2 separate regions of the Homo sapiens genome follow, and region 2 is linked to region 1. The links are chromatin loops, found by intact Hi-C in ENCODE. Cell type or tissue: GM12878. All regions are shown on one strand.

Region 1 (2,500 bases):
CGTGCGGTATAAGGGCATGGAACTTACCTATGTAACTGTTTCTGTAGGACGTATTCCTAGAAGTAAAATTAATGGAAAGATGAAAAAGACTCCACAGTCATGCATTTGGCAGCTACAGCTGACACTGAGAGGGGTGCTTCAACTCATTGGCACAGGTCGAGGCAGCTCAGTATTCATATTAAAAACTGGGATGGTAAATTAGGTAATTTTAAGATACATGGGTGATAATACCAATTATTTTATTTTTACTTTTTGCTGTATTAAAAGGTAATTAAATGTGATTGGTTTCCTTAGCTCTTGTGAAGGTATTTTCGTAGGTGAATAGTTTTGTTCCAATTGATGTTTCTGTGAGGGCTGATTGCTGGAAGTCTTGTTCTGCCATTTTCCTCCCCACCTTTGACCCAACACCAATAATTTTAGAAAGCAGCATTGCCACAACATATCCCAAGTATAAATAACTATGTACCATCTTAACATAAGCTGAATACTAACATTTTCATTAGTTGGAATGACTAAACTATTATAAAATAAGTAATGATCATTTATAAAGGATTAAATGTCATTATATCTAAAATTCCACTATTACATGCAGGTCAAATTTCTTCTACAAGTTGAGCCTTTCTCCCCAGCCTTTAATCATTGTAGAAAGGGGGAATAAAATGCTTTGCTAATTCTAGTCTTTAAAGGCACTAAGTCCACAAGATTAAGTTTATGGAAAACAATGTAGGCACAAAGAGACAAAGCTCCTACAGGAGGATTTCAGAACTATAGTGACAAACAAATCGACTGTAAAAAGACATTTTTAGGACAGTCGAAATATGAATCTGAAATGGTTATTAGATGATATTGAAGAATAGTTGATTTTTATAGGTGTGATAATGATATTGTGCTTATGTTAGATAACATTAACCACTCTTCTACCAATACATGCTCATGTATTTAGGGCTGTAATGTCATGATGTCTATGATTATTTTTTCACTTGAGCAAAAGATACAGATGATGCTAACATGGCAAAATATGAATGCTAAATCAAGGTGATGCATATATAGCAGTTATTTATACTCTGCTTTCTATTCCCATATACATTTAAAATATTTATAATAAAAGTTTAACAATGTCTAGGTAAAATAAAATTCGAAAGAGCAAAAAAAATTACAGATGATTATTGGATACGTAAAATTAATTCATGCACAGCATCCCTTCTTTAATCACTTTGCCTCAAGGAGCCTCGGTTTAACTTACCGAGAAAATGAAAGGATTAGATTAGTTGATTGTTTTGTCCTTTCCAGTTCTGAGATACTATACAAGAGAGACTATAACTCAAATGCCTACCCGTGCCAAGCAGGTAATTCAAATTAGTGAACTGGTAAAGTGCTTTGTTGGTCTAAAGGGGGCGCCTCTCCAGCGGAACATTGCCTTTTGATAATGGGGATTGTGTCACCTACCCTTTTTCAAGCAGAGGAAATACAGACGTTTATGCGAAATTCCACACTTTAAATGTTAGCAAACAAAAATGCAAAGAAAAATGCAAGTATGGGAGTGGTGCCGGAGGGACCACCACACCGCGCCACAAGTGTGCGGCCTCCGCGCGGTCCGCGTCTGTGATCGACTGGGACATCCGCGATGGGGCCGGTGAGTGCGGTGAGGAAGGCTGGCCGACTGAAACAGGCGACGATCAGAACATCCCAGTGATGCCAGAGAGAGAGTTGTTTCCAAACACCAGTTCACTTCGGTCTACTTTCACCTACTGTAGTAGCTGAAATCTACACAACACAGCAAACACACCTTGAAAAGAAACTTAGTTTATAATCCCTGTTGGCTCCCGTCTTCCCCCAGGCAATCGGAGGATCGTGTGGTTTACTTCCAGCCAGCTGCCCCGTGGTCCTCCAGCCAGCTCCGGGGGCCACAGTTTTCACACGCTCCGGGAGCGATCCGAGAGCCGCCTTTTCGTGGAAAGTTACGCTGCCGCCTGGCAACCCCCGGGAACGTCGGGAGGGGCAAGTTGCTGCTCATCCCTCAGTGCTCAAGGTAAGAAAAAGATTCTTCGGCCTGCAGGCAGGGAGTTCTCAACCGGAAGTTTCGCCTTCGGGCTGGAGCGTTTCCTGTTTGGTAACTAAGGACGCGGGAAGGTTGCTAGGGCTCCCCCGGCAATTGCCGCGGCACTGTGCAGGTGCCTGGGCTTGACGCGGGTGCTGCTCACCCGCTGTACAAGAAGGCGGATCTTTGCTCTGTATCTTCTCTATCCGTTTGCAGTCATGAGTAGCGAATTCCTGGCTGAGCTGCACTGGGAGGATGGGTTCGCCATCCCGGTGGCGAACGAGGAGAACAAGCTACTGGAAGATCAGGTGAGATCAATTGAAGCAGGCGGGAGGAAGCAGAGAGAGCCTGTTGGGGGCGTTTTCTGGTTGGCAGTACTACCCCAGCCCTTTTATTTCTCTCCTTTCCTAATCCTGTGCTTCCTCTAACACTCCCCCGCACCATCGCCCTCCTCCCTTACCC
Region 2 (2,500 bases), 53 kb after region 1:
TGGATCACGAGGTCAGGAGATCGAGACCATCCTGGCTAACATGGTGAAACCCCATCTCTACTAAAAATACAAAAAATTAGCCGGGTGTGGTGGTGGGCACCTGTAGTCCCAGCTCCTCGGGAGGCTGAGGCAGAATGGCATGAACCCAGGAGGCGGAGCTTGCAGTGAGCCAAGATTGCACCACTGCACTCTAGCCTGGGCGACAGAGTGAGACTCCGTCTCAAAAAAAAGGAAATATATATCTGATACATCTGGAGTCTAGAAGTCCAAGATGAAGGTGTTGATAGGGTTGGTTTCCTCTGAAGGCTATGAAGAATAACCTGTTCTATGCCTCTCTCCTAGCTTCTGGTGGTCTGCTGACAATCTTTGGTGTTCCTTAGTTTGTAAATGCATCACCCTGAAATCTGCCTTCATCTTTACATGGTGTTCCTTCCTGTGTCTCTTCACACAGTTTTCCCTCTGTCCAAATTTCCCATTTTAATAAGGATACCAGTTATATCAGATTAGGACCAACCTAATGACCTCCATTTAACTTGACTATATCTGCAAAGACCCTATTTCCAAATAAGGTCACCTTCTGGGGTACCACAGGTTGGGATATCAACATATCTTCTTATAAGGGACACAGCTCAATTCATAGCTCCTGTCTTTGGTCTTGTAGTAAGCTCCTGTCTTTGGTCTTTGTTCTATGGGGCATACATGGCTTTTTCATCAACTCTAGTATCTTATAATATCTAACCCTTAAAGGCCAAACTGAAAAATATAATTAGTAACCAGTGAAGGACTAGTATTTTTCAAATCTCATTTCCAAGTTCCTCTTAGTCTTTATAAGGAAACAGTATAGTTCTGACTGCAATTTAATGACACTGTCCAATTAAGTTACTTGAAAATATTGGACAGACTTTTGAGAGATATATCATCTCTGATTTAGAAGCGAATGGAATCAGAATTTTAGAACTTCAAGCTATACATGGAATTATATCAGGAATTTGCATAAAATGAACAAATTCAACTCCTTCATTTGAAAAATGAAGAAACTGACCCAGTAGTCCACAACTAAAATTTGTTTGGCTCATTCCAGCTCATTTTCCCACTATTCTTTTATATTTCAGATGAAATGGGGTTACCAATTTGAGACTCAAAGGAATTAGATATAATTTCTATAATTTTTTTGCTAAACTTTTTAAAATTATGTAATACTTATCACAAAATATGTGTAACTAATGTTCTGAAGCACGATAAAATAAATGCCAGTGAAAATGTTAAGAATGGAAATATTACTAATAAAACTTATCTTTACAATTCCCCCTGCCCTGCTGCAGGCTGCTGTGAAAGTGACACATAAGCAGACTGTACTCCCCACAGCTTCCTACCCATGTAAATCACCTGAGAGGAACCACAACCTCTCTGGCCATGGGCCCATAGCATTTTCACTGCTGGGAAAAACCTTGCCACTTAGAAGTTAATTTTTGTTTTTTCAATGTAAGTCTGTTTTTCAATGTAGTGGATTCTGTTTCTTGATGTAGTAGATTTAGGATTTTGCCATTTTGAGAATTTAACGCTGGGCTGTGCCTTGAAACACTACTGCAACTACCACCTGTCCAAGGTGGGAGAGGGGTGACCAAGCACTCCAGTGCACCCCTAAGACAATTCCCACGACCTTGCTACTGGCTGTTGTGAGACGGAGGTGTGAGAAGACTGCACTCCTCACAACTTGTTACCCACCTGAGCACCTCACCTGAGAGGAACCCTGCATTCTGGTTGCAAGGCCACAGCCAGGAGCATTTGGAGAGTTTAATGCTACACCGTGCCCCACATTTGGGCCAAGTGCAGGTTGACATTGCTGCAGCTGTCTCCGATCCAAGGAGGGAGAAAAGAGACCAGGCACTCCCATGTACTCTGGTGACGATTCCTGCTGTCCCACTATGGCTGCTGTGGGACTTCCTACAGCTTCTTACCCATGCTGTTCCACCTGAGAAAGGTTGCACCCTCCCTGGTGGCAGGCCTACAGCACAGCCACCACAGCCCATATCTGAGTATTCTGCCAGTGTCCTGGGAACCACCCCACCTTTGACTGTCACAGCCAGAACCTCCTTAAAGGTATTACCAAGGGGCCTGGGACTAGTCTGCTGGCCCAAACCCATCCCCCAAGTACTCAAGTATGCCATCCAGGGGCCCAGATATTTACTAACCCAGTGCATCACTGTTGGCACATGATCAGTCCTGCTAGAGTCTGAAGTTGGGGCAATTCAACCTACAAATACCACCACAGCTGACACCCACTCCCATGCACTACCAACAGGCCAGAGGACCAGCATGTCCAACCCATTGCAGCTACCAGCAACACCAGTATGGACCTTCTGGGTTCCAGTGAGTTGCTTTACCACCGCTACTGCCATTACCTGCATCACACCAGCTGCCCAGGGGCCTGAAAACCCGCCTGCATGTCGGGCCCACCATTCCCACTACCAACATCTGAGCAAGCTACCCAGAGGCCCAA

Evidence for each region. Hi-C counts contacts between places; a loop is a spot of excess contacts. Peaks named below come from ENCODE experiments on the same cell type or tissue, not always from the same donor. Only the 100,000 strongest peaks of a DNase experiment are listed, where the experiment ranks them.
Region 2: it touches region 1 in a loop (2.4-fold over the local background); 3 of 110 quality-filtered maps call a loop at or near these places.

The regions. Positions count from the first base shown.
Region 1 is chr3:180,679,137-180,681,636 of GRCh38, reverse strand. It overlaps CCDC39 (coiled-coil domain 39 molecular ruler complex subunit), which reads left to right and starts at 2,148. Exons shown (of 20, transcript NM_181426.2): 1 at 2,148-2,346. The coding sequence starts at 2,257. CCDC39-AS1 (CCDC39 antisense RNA 1) reads right to left here and starts at 1,556. Exons shown (of 2, transcript NR_046725.1): 1 at 1,447-1,556. RefSeq lists enhancers at 1,647-1,696, 1,777-1,876. In GM12878, a CTCF peak has its summit at 1,404; DNase peaks (open chromatin) are centred at 1,452 and 2,136; H3K4me3 peaks cover 1,305 bases.
Region 2 is chr3:180,625,951-180,628,450 of GRCh38, reverse strand. All of the region lies in intron 14 of CCDC39 (coiled-coil domain 39 molecular ruler complex subunit), which reads left to right. Among named protein-coding and RNA genes, the nearest start is that of TTC14, 25 kb to the right of the region's middle. RefSeq lists a silencer at 1,284-1,333. In GM12878, no CTCF peak of the experiment used is centred here; a DNase peak (open chromatin) is centred at 1,410; H3K27ac peaks cover 636 bases.